Linked DNA regions of Homo sapiens: regions 1 and 3 are each linked to region 2. The links are chromatin loops, found by intact Hi-C in ENCODE. Cell type or tissue: OCI-LY7. All regions are shown on one strand.

Region 1 (8,000 bases), 56 kb before region 2:
TTGTGGCAGGATCTCCTATTGGAATACAGTGGGAGTAATGACATCCAAAATTCTGAGTGATTTTAGTGTCTACTGTAGGACATTTTACAAGAGAGAGAGTAGTCCCCAAAGTAACCACCTGAAACTATACACCTAGATACCAACTGAGGTCTTTAAGTGATCTTCAAAAAGGCAATAATTGCCAGCAACTTAGAAGAGTTCACCCATAATGCCAAACCTGTGGAGTCTCTCTCAAATTTATAGGCCATTTTACTCTTCCCACTGATGGGGTTGCAGTCTGTGTAATGCCACCAGTAGGTTTCTTATATTTAGCAACAGCTGTCATTTTAGTTTTAGGAAGTTCAGCTGAATTCTGCTTGATAGATGATGTGTGTGTTTGATTTAACTAAACCAGTAGGCAGTGCTTTTCAGATGCTGGCTAGAGTTCGCTGAGAATTCACTGCTCCCGGGCTTGCAAATTGTCATGGATTGTATGATGTTTGTTTTCTCCACAGAAATTATTCATCAGTTCATTTTGGAACAGCAGAAAGGAAACAGAGTGCCTCTCTGCATCAACCCTCAGTCTGCTGCTTTTAAGAGCTTTATTAGGTAACTATATGTATGTAATTCAACATTCTTGTTAGAATTAAAAGGATGCCAGTGTTACTTCATTATTCAGCATATTTGTTTTTATTTAGATAACATAGATAAAAGGTGCAACAGAAAGTTTCTGTTATGAGGTTTGGCTTTAGTCAAAAGTGTATTAAAACTGTAAGCATCTGGGCTGGGCGCGGTAGCTCATGCCTGTAATCCCAGCACTTTGGGAAGCCAAGGCAGACAGATCACCTGAGGTCTGGAGTTCAAGACCAGCCTGACTAACATGGAGAAACCTTGTTTCTTCTAAAAATACAAAATTAGCCAGGCATGGTGGTGCATGCCTGTAACCCCAGCTACTTGGGAGGCTGAGGCAGGAGAATCACTTGAACCCGGGAGGCAGAGGTTGCGGTGAGCCGAGATCGCACCATTGCACTCCAGCCTAGGCAACAAGAGCGAAACTCCATCTCAAAAAAAAAAACAAAAAACTGTAAGCATCACATTTTACACTGGTGCCAGTTCACTGCGGTTGCTTTGGCAATTTTTTCCCCGGATGACCATTGTGCTGCCTCATCACATATATGGCAGTCCTGCTGCAGCATTAGTATGGTGGCCACCTGTCCTGGAGTTAGACGTGGTCATCTCAGTTCCCACTACCATTCTCACTCCCTAGTAATAACTGCAAGCAAGAAAATAATTTTTTTGTGTGTAGGTGGACTGCTGGTGTAGCCTATTTAGAGGAGAAGTCAAAAGGCATATGGTAGAGCTATGAACCTACATTGGAAGTTACCAGGCTTCATTCTCCTTGTCTGTCTGTCCTTTCCTTCTCTTGATTTCTTTTTCCTTAACTCCTTATATATTGATCAGGGTCTAATCGGGAGAAATAAACCACTTCCCTAGAATACAAACGGGGAAAATTCAGTAATAAGAACTGTTAACTAGGAAAGATGATCAACTGCTAAAAGGCATAAAAGAGGATTCTGAAGGCTGCTGAAGTAGCAAATGCAGAAAGCAGCCACTCCCTGTAGACTGAGGGAGAGTAAACAAGAAAGGAATTAAGAATTTAGAAGAGGTTCCTCATGTAAGGACCTCTTTGGAGAGGGTATGGCTGCCACAGGAACTGGAACACACAGCACGAGGGTGGTGCAGAAGAGGAAGTGTGCCAGAAGGTGTGGCCAGAACTGGTCCATCAAAGACTGCCTGCCAGGAGAGTTCGGGTGGACCAAAGCTGAGCCTTCCACATGACCAAAAACAGGCACAACAAACCAAGGAAGGGAGACTGCTTCCTGATGCTACAGCCTTGCAAATGCCCTTCCAGCACCCTCTGTTGACAAAAGCTAACATTAAGCTAGGTGGCAAAGGGGAACCATGAACAGGGTCTGGCTCCAGTATCACAAAGCAGGACAAAGGGTGGATTCGGATATGAGTGGTCACACAGTCTCTATCTTCCCCGCTGCCTTTCTCCTCTCCTTTTTCTCTCTTCCTGCTGCCCTTTCCCTTTAATCATATTAAAGTTGGTTGGATTTGTTGGACCACAGTCAAGATTTTATGCTTAAAATTTGCAAAATCAGGTGACTTTCATTTCTTCCATGTATTTTTCTATTGGAAGAAGGAATTAAGTTGCACTTTTACTTATCTGTGGTTTTAAATTACTTTGTTTTACTATTTTCCCCTAAGAGTCAGTGACCCAGTCAGTTAGGCAGTTTAGCAGCTTAGGTGCAAATGATCCTGGGCCTTGGGGAAACAAGGGGTTACACTTTTCCCTCTCAAGTTTATAATCTAATTAGCAATCTTAGACATAGGAAAAAGCCAATAACAGATCTAGATCACCAATGCTAAATGATTACCTATACTTCTCCATTAATACTTGATAAAAGAATGCTTATAAGGCCCATTCAAAATAGGCCACTGTATTTTGAGAGGCTACTTTTAAATGGATGATTCTACATCCCTTAAGGTTATTTTCCTGATTGATTATTGAAATTATTACTTGTAATACCTACATTTACTTTACACTTTGAAGTAGGCACTGTGGAAAATACTTCACATCTATTATCATTTATTCATCCCAGTATCCTATGAGGTAAACAGCATTATTTCTTTCCAAATGAGAAGAGATTAAGGCACTTGCTCAGGGCCATACAACTAGTAAATGACATGTGGTTTTCAAGCCTACATATTAGCCACTATACCAGATTGCCTCTCCATAGATAACAGGTCCATAAACAAGCAACTTAGAATAAATTCAACTTCAAAGAAACAAATAAAAATCCAGAAGTGGAATTAATTTTTTCAGAGGAAGAGAGGAAAACAGGAAGTAGTGAATTACCCTTTTGTCCATTGTGACATTACAACTAATTTCTCCATCTCTGTTTTCTTCCAGTTCCACTGTTGCTCAGCCATCTGAGATGCCCCCATCTCCTCTGGTGTGGGAGTGATGGTGGAAGATAATGTACTACTGAAGATGTAATGTAGCTTTCCACTGGAGTCTGGGATTTGCAATTCTGGAGGTTAATCATGCTTGTACTGTAATTTTACTAATGAAGTTTTAAATTAACAACCACTACTTGTATGATATGAATAATATTTAGAAATGTTACTAGACTTTTAATCTTGTAAAGTGGTTGTGCTTTTAGAAGAAAAATATTTTACCCAGAGTTGCACATGTTTTATGAATTTAGTGCAGCTGTTATGGCTCACCTCAGAACAAAAGAGAATTGAACCAAATTTGGGAGTTTGGGGTTTTATGTTTTGTTTTTCTTTTCTAAAATGAAGTGAGATTGTTCACACACACACACACACACACACACACACACAAACACAAAGGACAGTCATACATTTTGATATTTGAGCCATTCCTAAAGATTTGGGGTTTTCTAAAACTAAAGAATCTAGGAACCTTGCCTGCGACCAATCATGGAGCCACGTGAGCTGATCGTGGCTGCACCTGGGGGGAGGGTAGGGAGGAGGGGCATGCCACCTAATGATCAAGCCCTATAATTAGCTTCTCATTAGAGCCGTGATGGTGATGTGTGCTGTCTAAAATCCAATGTTGTGGGTAGAGAGAATGAGTTTGTGACTAGGAGAGACTAAACTTTTGTTTTCCTTACCCAGTATAAATATATATATATATATTTAATCTATTTTTATTAGAAGTTTTTCTGCTCTTTCTTACATAAAAGAACCCCAAGCATGCATCTTTCATGTGTGTAAATAATTCATTTCTGGGCTAATTTCAAAAGAATCCCAATATTGCTGTATAGAAAGAGAACTAGCTTGCACATTTTAGGTCTGTGAAATTTTGTGAGACTTTTCCTGCACTGGACAGTAAAAAAATAATAAAAGACAAAAACAAATTTAAAAAAAAATTTAAGCCACAAAAAAAGGCACATAGGGAATTATGTCAAATGTGTTTGTGTCCTTAGGCAAAGCTGTGGGAGTCTTGAAATGTCACAGTAGTAAATAACTTATTACTTTTTGACAAGTTCTTTTTTTCTGTTGGAACACTGAATTCTTCTGTGCATATGTACATATGAATACAAATCGAAGGCCTCTACCTCCTGGAGTTATACAACTTGGCTTGTTTACCTCCACATGCTGATGATGACTATTTTTTTTTTTTGAGTTCAGTGTGGAGACTTGAAACTTGAATGTCCCTTCCAACTTTTATATTAAAAATAAAAAGACAAGAAAATTGAAGATCATTTTTCACCTGTACAAGGAATACTAATGGATCGTCTTAAAATTGGTCTAGGAAAAAACCTTGGTGTGTGTTATGGACAATTAACTGTTAAAGTTATTGTAAGTTATCTGTATTTAGCAGAGTATTTTCAACTTGAGTGATCTGAGCTGAATTTGAAGACTATTAATAAGTTATGTTTGGAAGTTTTAACTTCAATGAAGTAATTATTTGCTGTGAAAGAAACAAACATTGAATTACTAAACAAAGATGGTGCAATATCTTTGTTTTTTTTTTATGAGGCTCCTGAGAATCAACCCAACTGAAGCATTTCAATTCACTTGAATGAGAAACGTGTTTAGTATCAAAAGAGCCCAAGAAGACACTGGTGTGAAAGGTACAATCTCAGAGGTTGGTCAATTACCGTGGCACACTTTCTGGTCACTTTGTACAATGTAGATTTGAAGTACAGTGGTGAAAACATTAAATGTGACATTTGAAAAAGATGTGTCATCTGTTTTATTTCAGTTTCTTTCCTTTGTTTTCTCTTCAGTACAGCTCGTATCCTGACTTTGCAAAGTTTTGAGACACTTCCTATTTATATTTCCACTTTGATCTTTGAGGAAATTGGTTGTTTTTAAAAATCTTCTCAAAAACTTTAGATTGACAAAAACATATTGAAAATTTAGTTAAATCAATATCAAAGATGTGATTTAAATATACACAATAGAGAAGTCTTTTTAGACCTTGGAGTCTCTAATCCAGTGGTTTTCAAACTTTTTTTTCTTTGAAGCAATATCTTGGAGTCCAATATATTAAATACATAAAAGTAGATTGCTCTGTATGAAGCAGACTGGTAAAGGGACTTGACACCTCCCTCCTCTTCACTTCTGCCTCCTGCCTCTAGCAGCCCAAAGGTACTTTCAGCTAAGGAAGAAGTCCCAGCCCAGTGGTGGTGTAATCAAGGCCTGAAACCAGACTGCCTGACTTCAAAATACTTTCCCTGAGGCTAGATAAAGCAACATTACTCTTGAGTTTGTAGGTGGCGTGTACTTCTCCCTATCTTTTTTATTTAGCAAAATGAATGGATTTTTTTTCCTGACATTGAGGCAGTTGACTATTCTAACTCATGTAAATTAATATAAATACATTTATTATTCATTCAACAAAATTTTGAATACTTACTAAGTATAAGAATTACTTGTCAAGAAGCCATATTAATATCACCAATGCTTAGATAAGGAAACCAGTTTTATCACTTACAAGAGAGCATTTTGAGTTAACACATATCATTTTGAAACTAAATTCTGACCGGGCATGGTGGCTTACACCTGTAATCTCAGCACTTTGGGAGGCTGAGGTGGGCAGATCACTTGAGGTCATGAGTTCAAGACCAGCCTGGCCAACATGGTGAAACCCCATCTCTACTAAAAATATAAAAATTAGCCAGGCATGGTGGCGGGCGCCTATAATCCCACCTACTCAGGAGACTACGGCAGGAAAATCGTTTGAACCCAGGAGGTGGAGGTTGCAGTGAGCTGAGATCGTGCCAGTGCACTCCAGACTGGGCAACAGAGTGAGATTCTGTCTCAAAAAAAAAAAAAAAACAGAAACTAAATTCCTTTACAGATAAGTATTTGAGAAAATATATTGACCTGCTCTTACTGGAACCTACTTAGAAAACCAAGGAGATTTGTTCCTTGTTGCTTTATTTTTGGGAATTGCAAAACTGTGGAGTCAGTGTGGACAGGTAAGTTAGGGCTATAATCACCTACAATTTGTGTGCAGTTTAAGAACATGTGGAAGATGCAGATTATCTCTTACGATGACTCATAAGGCTTAGAATTTTTGTTTTTTTTTGTCTCTCTATGGTATGTTATTTAAAATATTACTTTATATTAAAATAAGAATAGAATGCAAAATTTGAATTTTGAAATTAAGACAACTTTTAAGATATTTTCAGAAAACAAATTGAGTTTACTGTTAACAGAGCCTCACCAAAGGCAGTTCTAAAGGGGACTGACTTTACTTCAAGAAGATGACATACTTCAAGAGGAAGAAAAAGAATAACTAAAAGCAGATCTCCAAGAATGGTGAACAAAGAAATCAGTGAACACATGGGGGAAACTAAGCAAACACAGATTGCATATAATAATAATGTCTGGTTGTGGGGATGATAAATTACAGCAGCAATCTTTAAACTGGGGTACAGACACCCCTAAGGATAAATGAAGACTCCAGGAGGTACATGGCACATATGTTTGTTTGGGTCTTTTTGAGACAGAGTCTTGCTCTGTCACCCAGACTGGAGTGCAGTGGCTTGATCATAGCTCACTGCAGGCTCAACCTCCGAGGCTCAAGTGAGCCTCCCACCTCAGCCTCCCAAAATGCTGGGATTACAGATGTGAGCCATTCACCCAGCCGAGCACGTATACTTTTAAGAGAGTCAACTTCACTAACTTTTTTTTTGAGGCAGGTCTCTGTCACCCAGACTGGAGTGTAGTGGCGCAATCTCGGCTCACCACAATCTCCGCCTCCCAGGCTCAAGCGATTCTCCTGCCTCAGCCTCCCAAGTAGCTGGGATTACAGGCACATGCCACTACCACCCAGCTAATTTTTGTCTTTTTAGTAAAGATAGGGTTCCACCATGTTGGCCAGGCTGGTGTCGAACTCCTGACCTCAAATGATCCACCCACCTTGGCCTCCCAAAGTGCTGGGATTACAGGCGTGAGCCACCGTGCCTGGCCATCTTCACTATTTTTTTTTCCTCCATTCTCTTCCGGAGTTTTATTTTCACATCCCTCTTCACAGTTATTCTCCCACTTGAAAGACGAATTTCTTACACATCTTAGATATTAATGTGGTGCAATATACCTAAGTATAAAAACTTCCTGGGTTGCCAACTACAGGGACAATTTGAAACAGGTTTTGCTTATAGAGACCTCACCTCTTGCATCTCACCACTGTCAGGTAATCCATCAATCCTGAGAGAAAACCCCTGGAAAGTAAAGCAAAGAGGACACTAGGAAGAAATACTGGGACTGGTGGTATTTTATTTCATTCAGGCAGCAAATTCGTGGCACAGCTGTGTCTGTCTTAAAATTGAGAAGTCAGAAGGTTTTTGTGGAAACACATATAAAATGAATGTAGACCTTTCCCAATAGAAAGTAAATCGGTTTTGCCCATGTGGTTTGCCAGTTAGGACTTTCCAGTAGTTTATATGGTAGACGTTTTCCGCAATTAGAATGAGCCTGAATCTACAGCTACGAAGTTTTGGGGAAAATATATTTAAAGCAAAAGATTAAAAATTAACCAAAAATATTGTAGAAATACTGGCGAGGATGTGAAGAAATTGGAATCCTTGTGCATTGCTGCTGAGAACGTGAAATGGTGCAACAGCTGTGGAAAATGGTATGCCAGTTCCTCAAAAAAATTAGACACCAGGCACAGTGGTGTGTGCCTGTAATCCCAGCTATTTGGGAGGCTGAGGCAAGAGGATTGCCTGAGGCTGGGTGCAGTGGCTCACACCTATAATCCCAGAACTTTGGGAGGCCAAGGCATGCGGATCACCTGAGGTCAAGAGTTCGAGACCACCCTGGCCAAAATGGTGAAAACCCGTCTCTACTAAAAACACAAAAATTAGCCAGGCGTGGTGATGGGCGCCTATAGTTCCAGCTACTCAGAAGACTGCGGCAGGAGAATCACTTGAACCCAGGAGGTAGAGGTTGCAGTGATCCGAGGTGGTGCC
Region 2 (8,000 bases):
ATGTGTCTCCAGGACTCATGTCTCCATTTTCTCTGCTACACTTCTCTAACTTGCGAGGCCCTGGCTGCTGGGCTGCTCACAGGACAGGCTGTCCGTGCCTCCAGCACACTGTCTAGGAGGTGGAGTGGTCAGCTCGGAGTGGCCCTTTTCTCTGCCCTCTCGTCCCCAGGCTTGGAGAAATGGATGATGGGCTAAACGGCTGGGTAGATGGGCCCTGCTTCCGGGGCATAGGAAAATCTTCAGCATGGGCTCTTCCACCTCCACCTCCACCTCCCCTCTGCTAGCTCCTCAGATGGCTGCCGCATGCCGCTGCCTCTCCCTCCTGCTCCTGTCCACCTGTGTGGCTCTGTTGCTGTAGCCACTGCTGGGTGCCCGGGGAGCCCCGTTGGAGCCATTGTACCCAGGGGACAATACCACACCGGAGCAGATGGCCCAGTACACAGCTGAGCTCCGTAGATACATCAACATGCTGACCAAGCCTAGGCATGTGCCATGGACAAGGAGAGAGATCCCAGCCCCTGGGACCCTGGGCCCACTCCACATTCCTGGCCACACCCTATCCCCAGCCCAAGCCCCATCTCCAGCCCCAGTCCCAGCCCCTTCCAGGCCACTCTTGGGGAAACAGAGCATCTGTGCTGACCAGGCCTGGGCCCATGTGCCCTGGGCAAGAGGGTGCCTACAGGCGGATATGAAACCGGTGGGCTGGCACCTGGGCACAGTGCTTCCAGGTATGGAGAAAGAGACAAAGAGGACACGCTGGCCTTCTCAGAGTGGGGTCTTCCCATGCTGCTGCCCCCAGGTGAGTTCGACTCCCTACCCTGTCTGTCCAGCTCCCTGGGGGTGAAATGGGGATGGTGGGACTGAATCAGGGTTTGAAAAGGTGTGGTGGGGGGTGGAAGAGGGAGAACAGGAGCCCAGGGCTGGCCTGAGGCCTCCTGACGCACGAGGCCTGCCCCCCACACTGCCATGTTCCACTCTGTCCTCACAGAGAGCTCAGCCCGCTGGACTTGTAACACTACCTCCCGCCCCCTACCACTCCACGGGCAGTGCCAGCCCAGCTCTCCCCTCCACACTGTTGGCTCTGGCCGAAGCTCACTCCCTGTTCCTGCACAGGCTCAATAAAGCAAGTCAAAGCACAGCTTATCTCTGTGTCTCTGTGGACCCCTGGTGGGGGGCAGCAGGAAGAGCCAAATGCATGGAAAGGGGAGGGCAGGGCGGACGCAACAGGGAAAGCAGGCTGTGCTTGTAAATCATCCAGAACGTCCATGAGGTCATCAGTCACTCAGCTCATCCTCTCCACAGAGGGACAAGTTGTGGCCAGAGGAAGGCAGGGACTCCTCTGTGGTCATTCGGCAATCGGTGAAGTGGCAGTCTTGAGCTTGAATCTTCCCAGTTCAGCACCTGTAGACCCTCCCAACCCAGCCCCATGACAACCCTGCCCCAAGTGCACCAGTGCGTTCCTGTGGCTGAGGCAGCAGGAGCACCAAAAGGTATACTAAAGCATCCTTGGCATGGGGGCAGGGGCATCAGCCCAGCATGGAGGCACAATTCTGGTGCTATGGCAGTCATGGCTGCATCCAGGGGCCTGAGCTGCCGTCCAGAAATTTGGAGAGAATGGGCTGTCCGGAGAGGTAGTGAAATCCTGGGCGCAGGAGGTATTCAAGCTGCTGTGGAAAGGGAGGAGGCTAGATTAGCTGAGAGTTCCAGCCACTGCCATGAATCCAATCTGTGGATTCCACACTCCAGCTCTGGGAGGGCAAAGACCTGGATCCTGCCCCAAGGAGGACTGCCCGGAGTCCCAGTGCACCTGTCTCTTCCTGGCCCTTCTCAGTCATCCTGAATAGGTGGGGACAGAGCGCGCATGTGTGCGTATGTGTAAAGGGGAGAAGTGAGGAAACTAGAATGTGTCTGGTTCCTAGAATGGCTTCTCCTGCCTCCCCCACATGCTTGGCCTGAAGGGATGGGGTTATGGGTTTGGAGGATGAGGGGTCCACTTTCCTGAGCTCAGCACCTTGCACAGACCCCATGGAAGTGACTCCACAATTGTGTTTCCCCTCAAGTCCTGACTCAATCTGGTGTGTGCAAATGACCTGGAAGTAGAACCAGGTCCTAAAAGGCAAAGAGCTTTAAGAGGGTGCAGCTGCTTGGCTCAGATTGATTTTTTGTTTTTGGAGACAGGTGTTGCTCTGTCACCCAGGCTGGAGTGCAGTGGCATGAGCACAGCTCACCGTAGCCTTGACCTCCTGGACTCAAGCGATCCTCCTGCCTCAGCCTCTGAAGTAGCTGAAACTACAGGCACATGCCACCATGTCCAGCTAATTTTTTTATTTTTGTACAGACAGGGTCTTGGTATGTTGCCCAGCCTGGTCTCAAACTCCTGAGCTCAAATAATCTGCTCACCTCAGCCTCCCAAAGTGCTCCGGATTACAGGTGTGAGCCACCATGCCCAACCTCAGGTTGATTCTTAAATCCAAGGGGTGTCTGGATAGAGAGATGGCTTCAGCAAGAGAACAGTTTGAGTCTGAATAAGGGAGCCTGAAGTCCCAGCATTTTATCTGGCAGCTTAAGGGGATGGGGTGAGAATGGGGAGAGGTGTGGATACTTCCTAGAGCCAGGAGTTCGCAACCTGGAGACATACCTGGGTCTGAGAGTAGGATCAGGGCAAGGGGCTCTGCCCCCACCAAGCCTCTCTCATGGCCAAGGGAGCCCCCAGAAGAGAGAGAGCCACCCTCACGCCCAGCTTCTCAGGGACAGGCCCTGGCCAGGTCCACCCCTTCCCCCGCTCTGCTCACCCTAGAAGAGCTTAGAAGTTCAGGAGGCAAAGGCGGCCCCCTATACTCTGCACGGTAAGGGGCAAAGGCACCTCTTTTTGTTGCTGTGCCAACTCTGACAGCCCAAGCTGGGCTGTTTGGTAGAAACTTGGGTGAGGTGGGACTGGGGGTGTGTCTAGCTGAAGCTCTCCTTTGAGGTTCCCACTTCTCTCACCTCTGCCCTCCCTCTGCGTTGGAGTCTCCCCTACGCTAGTGGTGGTGTGTGGGGTGAGGTGGGGGAAGGTTGCTGGGGGAGTGAGGGGAGGACCCTTCCACCCAGCAGCTGAGGTTTTTTCTCCCACAGCAGGAACTCCAGGGTTCCCCCTCCCCATCGAAGGACTGGTCCCTCCCCGGCCCACAGAAGTCACTGAATCAACAGAGATTTGTCTTTGTTGTTTTCGCTGAGGGGGATGAGGAAGGGTTGAGGCCCCTCTCAATATAAAAGGGTTGGTGGAGGGCCAGGCGTCTGGAGGCCAAGCCCCAGCCTGGAGAAGGAAGCCCCAGGGCGCCAGTATCTCCCCGCACGCCCACCCCCGAGGGCTTCCTCTCGCTCCCACCCAAGCTGCCCCCAGTCCCGAGGCCCTTAGTTCGGTGCCGACCGTACAGGCTGTCCTACCTGGGGCCCCAGGAGGTTGGTGGTCGGGGTTCCGAGGTGTTCAGCCACTGGGGTTTCGTGGTGGTCCATGGAGGGGGTTTCGTGGCTTTCGGTGGGGAGGTGTTCGTGGCGTTTGCAATTTTCTTGTGGTTTTTAGATTTCTTTGTGCTGAGAACACGTCTTTGCAGCGGTCATGAGGCTGCTCCCAGAGCCCAGCTTGGGCCGCGATGCGCGTGGGGGTGCCCGGCGGCGTCCGTGTCCCCCCGCACCCTCCGTCGTCCTCCCTCCCAACCTCGCGCCCTCCGCCGGATCACCTGCTGTTGAAGAGCCTCCCCACGTACTTCTTTTTTTTTTTTTTTTTTGAGACGGAGTCTCGCTCTGTCGCCCAGGCCGGACTGCGGACTGCAGTGGCGCAATCTCGGCTCACTGCAAGCTCCGCTTCCCGGGTTCACGCCATTCTCCTGCCTCAGCCTCCCGAGTAGCTGGGACTACAGGCGCCCGCCACCGCGCCCGGCTAATTTTTTGTATTTTTAGTAGAGACAGGGTTTCACCTTGTTAGCCAGGATGGTCTCGATCTCCTGACCTCATGATCCACCCGCCTCGGCCTCCTAAAGTGCTGGGATTACAGGCGTGAGCCACCGCGCCCGGCCCCCACGTACTTCTTGATCGAGCCTAAATTCAGCCAGCTGGCGGCCCTGGACTGCTGCGGCACCTGCAGCCCCTCGCCCAGGGCGCCCTCCGGCGGCAGCAGCACCCACACGAGGCCGGCCACGACCAGAGCGCATGAGCAGCGCAGAGCCCGCGTCTGGAGGGGGCAGGGCGGACAGAGCCGCGGGCGGTCACGTGACCCCACGGCTGGGGTCGGCGCGATCCCTGACGGTAGCTTGCGGGTGTTCCGCGCCGTGGGCAGCCTGGCGTGCAGGGGCGCTCAGCCGAGGGACGTGGCTATTTCTGGGACACACACCAGTGCACGGACGCCCTAAGGGACATCCTGGTGCCCAGGGGAATGGTGCACACCTGGACATGCCCGGTGATGCACGCAGAAAGCATCGAGGTAAAAATGAACGGGGAGACACCTCTAAGGTGTACGCACGAGGACGGCATAAAACCATTGGTCAGCTCCCTAATCTCACCGACCTCTCTCCCGCAAATTCCTTATCGCCCTCCTTTCTCCCTGCCCTTCCCTCAAAGTGTCAGTCAGGTTGTCCTCAGCCCAGAAGACTCTTCCTCCAGACATCCTCATGGCCGGCTCTGTCGCCCCCTGGAGGCATTAGCTCAAAATCCACCTTTTAAATGGGTCTTATCCTGACACCCCTGTTTAAAATTGCAACCCGGCAGCGTGCGGTAGATGACGCCTGTAATCCCAGCACTTTGGGAGGCCAAGGCGGGCGGATCACTTGAGCCCATGAGTTCGAGACCAGTGTGGGCAAAAGACAGAGAGCCCTGTCTCAACAATTTAAAAAATAAATTTAAAAAAATTGCAACTCAACCCTTCATCTTGCTTTTTCTTGCTCTATTTTTGCACTTTCTTTTTTCTTCTTCTTCTTTTTTTTTTTTTTTAGACAAGGTCTTGCTTTGTTGCCCAGGCTGCAGTATAGTGTAGGGATCATGGCTCACGGCAGCCTCAAACTCCTGGGCTCAGGCCATCCTCTTGCTTCAGCCTCCCAAGTAGCTAGGTCTACAGGTGCACACAACCATGCCCAGCTAAATTTTAATTTTTTGTAGAAATGGAGTCTTGCTAGGTGGCCCAGGCTGGTCTCAAACTCCTGGCCTCAAGCGATCTTCCTGCCTTGCCTCCCAAAGTGCTGGGATTACAGGTATGAGCTGCCACACCTGGCCTGCACTTTCTAACTTATATATTCTATATTTATTATATTTATGTCCGATCCCTTCCCAGCGGCATCTCCTCCCTCAGTGTAGGCGTCATTAATTGCAGCTGGGCTCTTTGCTTATTTTGTCTATTGATGGATCACAAGCACCTAGAACAGTGCCTGGCACTTAGCAGATACTCAATAATACATATTAAATGAATGACTAACAGTTACACACAGGAACGCCAGCCTGATGATTCACACACCCAATGCACAGAGAATTTTGTGCCTGCAACACACCATGATTCACAGACTACGATGCCCATAAACATGATGCACACCCCCAGAGCTCCTAAGCCCCTCAACCCTCTTTTAACCGGGAACTCCACTCATCCCCACCATCCCAAGCAGGGATAAGAAGCCTTAGTAGCTGTCCTGACCATCAGAATGGCAGACGAGGCTGCCCTGGCCTAACCCCTTCATGCCCTTAGTGAGCCTGAGGAGGGCCCTTGGTGTCAGCCCCCATCCCCAGGCTCCTAGAGAATACAGCTGATAGGGGGCCCAAACATTACCATGGTGCTGGGCAGGTGCAGAGGAGCACAGCAAAGCGTCTCTGGCCAGGACCTGAGTCCCTTTATATTCCTAAGGATCCATGCCCCCTTTCCCGCTAAAGTTCCACTTCCAGCGCAGCCTTCTTTTCCTCCCCCTGTGTCATGACCTGAAAGTCCGGAACAGAGAGAAGGTGGGGGTGGAAGCACATGGGCTACCAGCTGTTCTGACCAGGGCACAGTCCCTGCCAGGGGCCCAGAGGTGTGGGTGGCAGAGGCAGGGAGGCCTGGGGAATAGGGTAATGTTTTGCTCCAAGTATACAGATCCAAGGAGAAACTGGCTCTGGGGTTGAGAGGGGGCTGTGCTTTTCCCAGGGGCTACTGTCAGGGAGTTATGCTGAGACCAGATGCCCCTCCCCATCTGGCTAGATCCAAGGTGCCTCCTTTCCTTACAGGGCTGCTGTGGGGTCCCAGCACCCCTTATTCCCCTTCCCTAGGCCTGCTGCCATGGGGAAGGGGTGGGGTTATGGTTTCTGGTTTCAGGATTGCAGGCCCCACTGCACAGCTTGGAGATTTTCTCAGCCTGCCTGGCCATTTTGGAGCCCCTGAGGCATGACCTGCTAAGCCTTCTGGAGGGTGGTGGGTCTTGACTGCTTGGATGATGAACTTAGGCCTTGGCTGCCTCAGGCCACAGAGCCTCAGCTGTGTGGCCTGTCAGGTCGCCTCTACCCGTTCAATATTGCCACCTTTCTGGGGCAAGGTTGTGAAATGTGCGCCGATTCTTCGTGCCCACCCCAACCCCAGAAGGGGCACACTAGGAAGAGCAAGGGCTTCTGGGTAGGAATCCTAAATTCACTACCTCCTGGCTGTGTGACCTTGATTAAGGGACATCATCTCCCCTGAGCCTCCACATCCTCATCTGTGAAATGGAGCTGGTTAGGACTGTTGTGAAGATGGATTTGGATTATGTAGCTCAGCCTTTGGACAGCTCCTGGCACATGCTAGATGATTAACAGGCGTGAGCCCCTCCATTCATGAAAGAAACGCTTTCTCCCATCTCCACTTCTGAAAGTGTCTCATCTTCTGGCCTCTTCTCCTTATTAAAACCCGCTCCTGGCCAGGCATGGTGGCTCATGCCTGTAATGCCAGCACTTTGGGAGGCTGAGGTAGGAGGATTACTAGAACCCAGGAGTTTGAAACTAGCCTAAGCAACATAGAGAGACCTTGTCTCTACAAAAAATTTTTTAAAAGCTAGGTGTGGCCGGGCATGGTGGCTCACGCCTATAATCCCAGCACTTTGGGAGGCCGAGGTGGGCAGATCACCTGAGGTCAGGAGTTCGAGACCAGCCTGACCAACATGGAGAAACCCAGTCTTTATTAAAAATACAAAATTAGATGGGCGTGGTGGTGCATGCCTCTAATCCCAGCTACTCGGGAGGCTGAGGCAGGAAAATCTCTTGAACTCGGGAGGCAGAGGTTGCGGTGAGCCAAGATCGTGCCATTGCACTCCAGCTTGGGCAACAAGAGCAAAACTCCATCTCAAAAAAAAAAGCTATGTGTGGGTGGCACATGCCTGTAGTCCCAGGTACTGGGGAGGCTGAGGTAGGAGGATTGCTTGAGACTGGGAAATTGAGGCTGCAGTGAACCAGGATTGCGCCACTGCACTTCCAGCCTGGGTGACAGAGCAAGACTCTGTCTCAAAACAACAACAAAAACAAACAAACAAGAAAACCCTGCTTTTGGTGGGGGTGTGAGAAACTCAATGTCAATGTCACTGAAGTTTATGGGATGGCTCAGTAGCCAAGTGAGACCAAGACTGCATTTCTATGGAGCCAATAATCTCTAGAAAAAGAAATGAGATTACCATGAAAAAATTCCATAGTACAGGGTGGGAGGAGATATCTAGGGACCAGTGTACCCTAAATACCAGTAAACAGGCTATTCCTTATTCCCATTAGTCACAGCCCAGTGCTGAACATCCCCCCGCCCCTACAAGAGCTCAAACGATGTGTCCTTTTGCAGTCTCAGCTGTCCTAACAAACCCAGGCTCTTTTGCAGGCACTGAGGGCTCTCAGCCCCTCACTCTTCTGGACTCCCTTACTAATTCCGGGAACTGTGGAGGGTTATGGGGAGGGAGGAAAGGTGGAAGAAAGGAAAGGAGGACGCTCAGAGGCTGCCTGCCAACCTCTGAGGGCAGGAGGCAGTGGTGGCAGCGCTGTGATGGGCAGGACGAGGG
Region 3 (8,000 bases), 170 kb after region 2:
GTTCTGAGAGACAGCAAGGACACCTATTTTGTTGGGGGTACTGAAGTCATCATAGGACACCCTGAAGGAAAATGAGCCAAGGCCTCATGTTCACAAAGCGTTTCAATTTTAGACATTCAGTCCCAGAGACTCACTCCCTAAATTGGTCTTTTAGTTGGAGTGTTTAGTCCAGTTACATTTAATGTAATTACTGATGTAGTTGTGGTTAAGTCTACCATCTTGCTAAATCTTTCCTTTAATTTAAAAATCTTTTTTTTGAGATAGTGTCTCACTATGTTTCCCAGGGTGGTCTTGACCTCCTGGCCTCAAGGAATCATCCCACCTCAGCCTCTCAAAGTGCTAGGATTATAGGCATGAGCCACAACACCCAGCCTTGCCAAATCTTTTCTTCTTTTCCTACCTGTTTTGTTTCTTTACTTCTCCTCTCTTATCTTTTGGGTGAATTATATTATTTCATTTCTGCCTTCTTCCCTTATGTCAAGGATTATAACCCCTTAAGTCCTGCCTGTATTAACTCCCCACCAATGCTTTCAAAGAAAGAAGAGCATACTTTACACAGTTTTGGCCGGAGGTGGTGGTTCACACCTGTAATTCCAGCAATTTGGGAGGCGGAGGCAGGCAGATCACTTGAGGCCAGGAGTTTGAGACCAGCCTGGCCAATATGGTGAAACATTGTCTGTACTAAAAATACAAAAATTAACCAGGCTTGGTGGCACGTGCCTGTAGACCCAGCTATTTGGGAGGCTGAGGCAGGAGAATTGCTTGAACCCAGGAGGCAGACATTGCAGTGAGCCGAGATCATGCCACTGCACTCCAATCTGGGCAACAGAGAGAGACTCTGTCTCAAAAAAAAAAAGTCACACAGTTTTAACTGGTGTCCCAATTTCTATAGTTCTCTATGAATATATTTACTCATGGGGACCCATGGGGCAAGAAAATATATGTGTGTATGTATAAATATATATGTATATATTAATTCTGTAATTATGCTGTGACTAATACAGCTAAGTAGCATTATATTGTGTGTTACAACGTGTTAATTTATTAAACATAAATATTTAAAATATGCTATGAAAGCCTGTCTTGGCAAGTCTTTATTTTTAGTTTCTCTGGATTCTCAAATAAGAAAAATGGCCCAGGTCTCTTGATCTCTGGGAGACCCTGCAGGAGCGCCTCCTGGCTGACACAGTTTGGGGGTGACATAGAGGGTAATGTCTAGGGATTCCATTTGGTCTCAGGAAGGATATCTTCTGGTCAGGCCCTCCCTCCAGTCCCAGGCTCAGAAGCCCAGCTGTGAAGCCCTGGAGCACCTGACTTTTTTTTAGTGCACCAGAGAACTAAACTCAAGCAAGACGGGGGTGCAAATCAGAAGGCTCTTTTCTAACACGGGGTTTCTATTCGTAGGCTGTAATGGCCACATCACTTATCTAGGGCTGCCTATTCCCAGTGCCAGGGAAATAGAAGATGGAAGCAGGGATCGGGAAGGTGCTAGGTGAGCCGCAAATCAGAGCCAAGGGACGGAGGATGATTTGCAGTAGGGAGAGCAGGCACAAGGAAAGCCACCGCTGAGAACTGCCCTCTAGGGACTGAAGTGTTGTGGCACTTCCTTGGTGGTGTTCCTGTACCATACTTTCCTATGCTGACCATGTACATACATTCTTTTTGTAGGTCTGTCAATAGTGCTGATCAGTAATAGTTAGTTTTTAGTTAGAGAACTGCTGTGTGCCAGCCACTTTACATATATGATCTCTTATCCTCATTATAATTCAGTGAGGTAAGTATTGTGATCCCTGCTTTATAGATGAGGAATTAGGTTATGTGGCTTGCCCAAAGACACACAGCTAAAGGGTAACAGAGCTGATATTCAGCCCATGTCTGTCTGACTCCAAAGCCTCCACACTTTGTACTCTCAATAGTTCACAGACATGTGACCCAGGGGTTGGATATGGCCCACAGATGTGTTTTGTTTGATTCACACTTGTTTTCAAAAAAATAATCGGCTCACATCGTGTATTTTAAATTTTGAATTAGTTGCCAACATCTAACAATTGGAAGATTCATATGAAAAATCCAGGTTTTTGCATTCCCTTGAAAATTCAGAAATGATGGCAACATTCACATCAGGCAATACCTTGCTGAAGTTGGGAAGGGACTGTCCCCTCCCTTTAGCTGTGGGATATGTTCTCCACTTCACCACTCCCCCACTACCCACCTCCACTCATAGAGGATGCCTGGTCCTATAGGTTTTCGAGCTTGCAGCCCCTTTCCTGTGCTGTGCTGCTGCCTGGGAAGAGGATCCCAGGTTTCTTAAAGGGCGTGGACCAAGGCTTTCTGAACATAAAGCGATGGAATCACTGTGACACAACACCAAGCTACTATTCCAAGCATCTGAAAAGCATTCTGTTTTCTCCCATTTTAGGCCGATTTAATTAGCGATAAGGAACACCTTAGTGGCCAGCCCACTACAATCTGGTACTGCTATACTTTATAGCCATGCGGAGACAGTGTGAGGCTGAAGAAGTCAAGAAGTCGGCAGGGGCCAGGTGATGCCTCTAAGGAATTCAGTTTGTTGGGTGTTTTTTGTTTTTGTTTTGGTTTTGTTTTTGTTTTTGTTTTGAGATGGAGTCTCTCTCTTTCGCCCAGGCTGGAGTGCAGTGGTGTGATCTCAGCTCACTGCAACGTCTGCCTCCCAGATTCAAGCGATTTTCCTGCCTCAGCCTCCCAAGTAGCTGGGACTATGGGCGCACACCACCACACCCAGCTAATTTTTGTATTTTTAGTAAAGGCAGGGTTTCACCATGTTGGCCAGGCTGGTCTCGAACTCCTGACCTCAAGTGATCCACCCGCCTTGGCCTCCCAAAGTGCCAGGATTACAGGTGTGAGCCACCGCGCCTCACCTTCAGGAGTTCAATTTGGATCTTACTGAGATTGAGGTGCCTGTGTGATGTCCTGGTGGAGGGGGCTCCAAAGGGCAGCTCTACCCAGAGCTAACAAGGATGGGCAGCGCTAGGAGCCATCGGCATATGTGTGATAGAGCCTGGGAGTAGCAGACCACCCTGAGAGGATATGACAAGGGACAGAGAGCCTAGGCAGGGGTCAGTAAGGAGCACAACCGTTTCGGGATGAAGGGAGGAAGATGGAGCAGGCAGAGAGGAAGAAGAGAAGCAGCAGAAGGGAGCATTAAACCAAAAGGAGAGAATTGCAGATGAGAGTGGTGACATGCCAGGTACTACAGAAAGAGGTCTAGGGAAACGTTGGCAATTGAAACTCAACAGTGGTCACCCCAGAAGTTTCAGCAGGTGAGATCTTTTTTTAAAAAAAGGAAAAAAATAGAAGTCAGATCACAATGGGTTAAGTCAGGATCAATTGTACATTTAATACTGAGGAATGAAGCAAAGGTGCCTCTTGATAAGGTAATCCTTAGAGACTCCAACAAGCAAGATGCAACACATTCTGGGATGAGAGTAGCTCTTCTCTCAAAGGTGGAACTGGGGTGCACTAGGGACAGGCAGGCCTAATCTTTATGGCCAGTGCAATCTCAGGGAAGCATATCTGAGGCTGAAACCCAGTCAGGGGTAGTGAGAAGGCAAAAGGTGCAACCCCGCCCAGGCCTAGCTGGTTAGGTGGATGACAGCAGCAGACGCACTCCCCAGGTGTTAACCTGTCCAGGTAGCCAGCTACCCTCCATGGGCCCAGAATTGATTTTTTCATGTTTAACTCCGATGCTCCTAAGCCCCCTGTGGTAGGCTAAACTGGCACAGCCTCACAGCCCTGCCTCACTTGAGGCTGTCCTGTGGTGCCTTCTCCGTTTTAGCTTTTCTTTTTGTCTTTTTTTTTTTTCCCCGAGACGGAGTCTTGCTCTGTCACCCAGGCTGGAGTGCAATAGCATGATCTCAGCTCACTGCAACCTCCACCTCCTGGGTTCAAGCGATTCTCCTGCCTCAGCCTCCCGAGTAGCCGGGATTACAGGCGCTTACCACCACGCCCAGCTAATTTTTTGTATTTTTAGTAGAGACAGGGTTTCACCATGTTGGCCAGGCTGGTCTCAAACTCCTGACCTTGTGATCCGCCCGCCTCAGCCTCCCAAAGTGCTGGGATTACAGGCATGAGCCACCACACCCGGCTCACTTTAGCTTTTTTTACGCAGTTATTTTGACATTTGGCTGACATTTGCCCTTATTTCATGAGAGTGAGTGGAAAAACGGAGAACACTGGGGCCGACTCTAGTGCTGATATCTTTCAGGTAAGGATAGGAAGTCAATTATGTTTGCAGCTGCAGCCATGCCACTGTTGCTCTCTAACCCTGAGCTTCCTCTAGCTCGCCGAGCTACAGCCCAAGGAGAAGGATAAAGGAGGACTCTATACAAGGAGAAGCGAGTGAGTAAGGAGGTCTCTATACCATGGCTGATACAAAGCCAATTGCCTGAAATTGACCTGTGGTAAAGCACCCAGGGAGCTACTGACTACAAAAGCCGCTTGCAAGAGTGCGCCCTCTACTGCAGAGATGAAGAAACCCTATCCTTACAGGCTTGCCACTGTGGCACTCCGGGAACGTAGACATGCTCAGAAGTCCACCAAACCTCTGATTGCAAACTTCCCTTCCAATGTCTGGTGTGAAAAGTTGCTCAGAACTTTAAAACAGATCTGTGTTGGCCGGGCACGGTGGGCTCACGTGCCCAGAGGCACATGCACCATTACAGGTGGCTGGTGCCTGTAATCCCAGCAGTTTGGGTGGATCACTTGAGGCCAGGAGTTTGAGACCAGCCTGGCCAACATGGTGAAAGCACGTCACAACAAACAAACAAACAAAAAACAGATCTGTGCTTCCAGAGCGCAGCTATTGGTGTTTTGCAGGAGGGAAGTGAGGCCTGTCTGTTTGGCCTTTTGAAGACACCGAGTTGTGTGCAACCCATGCCAAACGTGTAACAACTATGCCAAAAGACATCCAGCTAACACACTGCCTACGTAGAGAACGTGCTTAAGAATTAACTATGATGGGAAACACTTCATTCCCAAAATATTTTTCTCTTCTTCCTATTACTGGTAATTCTGAATGTCAGGTTTTTTTTCCCATAGGGTCTTAAGTATATGATTGAGAGTAGAAAAATAAGGGAGAGAAATCAATTGGCCGTTTTCCCATTTTCATCTGTGTATGAGTTTTTAGTATAAATGCAGGGAGGTAAAGCATCAATGCAAGTCAGAATGTTTCAGTGAACAAGTTTTAGCAGTACAACTTTATAATAATTATAAATAAACCTGTTGGCCAGGCACAGTGACTCATGCCTATAATCTTAACTCTTTGGGAGGCCGGGATGGGAGGATAGCTTGAGCCCAGGAGTTCGAGAGCAGCCTGGGCAACATGGTGAAACTCTGTCTCTACAAAAATTACAAAATTAGCTGGGCATGGTGGTTTATGCCTGTAGTCCCAGCTACTCGGGAGGCCAAGGCAAGAGAATTGCTTGAGCCCACGAGGTGGAGGTTGCAGTGAGCCAAGATCACACCACTGCACTCCAGCCTGGGCAACAGAGTGAGATTCCATCTCAAAAATAAAAATAAATAATAAAAATAAATTAAAACTAATTAATTAAATACGAAGAAATGGGAATGTGAAATCTCTAACATGGTGAATTAAGGATTTTTTGAAAGTCCACCTCAGGACTACTGGTGTGAACTAGAACACAGATGAACACCAACATAGGATTCTTCTAGGAGCCCTAATTCTCGACCTTGTTTGCAGTGGTAGTTTGCTGCTGCCAGTGTCTGGTCTTCCTTTCCAAGCCTTGTACCTTGTCCCTCTCCCTCCAGAGTATTTTTTTGTTTTTTGTTTTTTTCCCAGGCTGGAGTACAGTGGTGCAATCTCAGCTCACTGCAAGCTCCGCCTCCCAGGTTCATGCCATTCTCCTGCCTCAGCCTCCCCAGTAGCTGGGACTACAGGCACCCACCATCACGCCCAGCTAATTTTTTTGTATTTTTAGTAGAGATGGGGTTTCACCATGTTAGCCAGGATGGTCTCGATCTCCTGACCTCGTGATCCACCCCCCCTTGGCCTCCCGAAGTGCTGGGATTACAGGCGTGAGCCACAGCGCCTGGCCCAGAGTCTCTTTTTTTTGGAGACGGAGTCTGGCTCTGTCGCCCAGGCTGGAGTACGGTGGCTCGATCTCTGCTCACTGCAACCTCCACCTCCCAGGTTCAAGTGATTCTCCTGCCTCAGCCTCCCAAGTAGCTGGGATTACAGGTGCCCGTCACCACGCCCGGCTAATTTTTGTACTTTTAGTAGAGACGGGGTTTCACCATATTGGTTAGGCTGGTCTCAAACTCCTGACCTTGTGATCTGCCCGCCTCAGCCTCCCTAAGTGCTGGGATTACAAGCGTGAGCCACTGCTCCCAGTCCCAGAGTCTCTTACAGTGCTTTTTTTTTCCTTTTTTCTTTTCTTTTTTTTCTTTCTTTCTTTTTTTTTTTTGAGACGGAGCCTTGCTCTGTCACCCAGGCTTGAGTACAGTGGTGCCACCTTGGCTCACTGCAACCTCCGCCTTCCAGGTTCAAACAATTCTCCTGCCTCAGCCTCCCAAGTAGCTGGGATTACAGGCGCCTGCCACCACACCCAGCTAATTTTTGTATTTTTAGGAGAGACAGGGTTTCACCATGTTGGCCAGGCTAGTCTCGAACTCCTGACCTCAAGTGATCCGCCTGCCTCGGCCTCCCAAAGTGCTGGAATTACAGGCATGAGTCACTGCGCCTGGCCTCTTACAGTGTCTTTATGGCCTAATGAAGTATAAACGTGTGGATTGTGCATCCTCAGAGAGAGGAAGATGGACCTCTCATAAAAGCACATTATGGCCAGGTGCAGTGGCTCACACCTGTAGTCCCAGCTAATTGGGAGGCCAAGGTGGAAGGATCACTTGAGGCCAAGAGTTCAAGACCAGCCCGGGCAACACAGCAAGACCTCATCTTTAACTTAAGAAAAAGTTAGCCGAGCATAGTGGTTTGTGCCTGTAGTCCCAGCTACTCAGGAGGCTGAGATGAGAGGACCACTTGAGCCTGGGGAAGTGAAGTCGAGGCCACAGTGAGCCATGATCACACCACTGCGCTCCAGCCCGAGTGACAGAGAGACCCTGTTTCCAAAAAAAAAAAAAAAAAAGCGAGGAGCGCCTCTGCCCGGCCAGCCACCACATAGTCTGGGAAGTGAGGAGCGCCTCTCCCCGGCGGCCCAACAGCTTGGGAAGTGAGGAGTGCCTCTGCCTGGCCACCCCACCATCTGGGAAGTGAGGAGCGCCTCTGCGTGCAACCCTCCAAGTGTGAAGTGGCAGCCTTGTGTGTGGTCTTTCTGCCCTCCCCAAGTTTGCATTTTCGACATTAAAGTTTACTTTTAAATTAAAAAAAAAGTTCACTATGTCAGACGCTCTAAAAATGAACAACAGTGAACAAATACTCTGTCCTCGTTTTTCTTTTTGAATGTGTGTATCTGAATCTCCATTCAAATATATACTTTACCTGTTTGCTATTATAGACTTGAATCACTCTCCAGATGTGTAAGAATGTTAGTTGTGAGTGCAAGGATCACTCACAATCTGCCCTGGGGATCCTACAGGTTATGTGGCGAGAGCGGGCTGATCCCTATGAAATAAAGAGAACCGTAAAAACGGATGTGAGCAGTTATCCAGCTTCTGGATAGTGGAATATCCTCTCACTTTTCCCTGTATACATATTTTAGGAAACTGCAAGTCATATTACAAAAAAGAATTAACAACAAAGAAATATAAGTGACCCAAATGCAGCAAGAATAATAGCAGTAGCTAATGGTTAATGAGTATTTATGGAGTAAACATTGAAATATCTCAACTTATCCTTATAAAACCTTACATTCCCTATTTATAGAGGGGATACAGAGGCTTACAGAGATTGAGGGACTTATCAAGGGTACTGTGGCTAATTAAGAGTCAAAGACAGGACTGGAACCCCAGTCAGTCTGCATGGAAAGCCAGACTTCTCGCTCCTGCCC

What was found. Peaks named below come from ENCODE experiments on the same cell type or tissue, not always from the same donor. Only the 100,000 strongest peaks of a DNase experiment are listed, where the experiment ranks them.
Region 1: it touches region 2 in a loop (2.3-fold over the local background); 2 of 110 quality-filtered maps call a loop at or near these places.
Region 3: a loop joins it to region 2, with 2.4 times the contacts of the local background. A loop is called at or near these places in 4 of 110 quality-filtered maps.

The regions. Positions count from the first base shown.
Region 1 is chr17:28,191,626-28,199,625 of GRCh38, forward strand. NLK (nemo like kinase) reads left to right here. Exons shown (of 11, transcript NM_016231.5): 10 at 495-588; 11 at 2,957-4,756. The coding sequence ends at 3,011. Among named protein-coding and RNA genes, the nearest start is that of TMEM97, 120 kb to the right of the region's middle. RefSeq lists an enhancer at 1,625-1,834. In OCI-LY7, no CTCF peak of the experiment used is centred here; no DNase peak of the experiment used is centred here.
Region 2 is chr17:28,247,152-28,255,151 of GRCh38, forward strand. LOC105371712 (a long non-coding RNA gene) reads right to left here and starts at 3,674. Exons shown (of 2, transcript XR_934641.2): 1 at 3,427-3,674; 2 at 1-1,667. It also overlaps the pseudogene PPY2P. RefSeq lists a silencer at 4,224-4,273. In OCI-LY7, CTCF peaks have their summits at 4,656 (motif pointing left) and 4,864; a DNase peak (open chromatin) is centred at 4,650; H3K4me3 peaks cover 451 bases.
Region 3 is chr17:28,412,511-28,420,510 of GRCh38, forward strand. It overlaps LOC124903964 (a long non-coding RNA gene), which reads left to right. Exons shown (of 2, transcript XR_007065688.1): 2 at 1-1,071. It also overlaps the pseudogene H3P41. Among named protein-coding and RNA genes, the nearest start is that of SLC46A1, 10 kb to the left of the region's middle. In OCI-LY7, CTCF peaks have their summits at 4,492 (motif pointing left) and 4,694; a DNase peak (open chromatin) is centred at 4,501.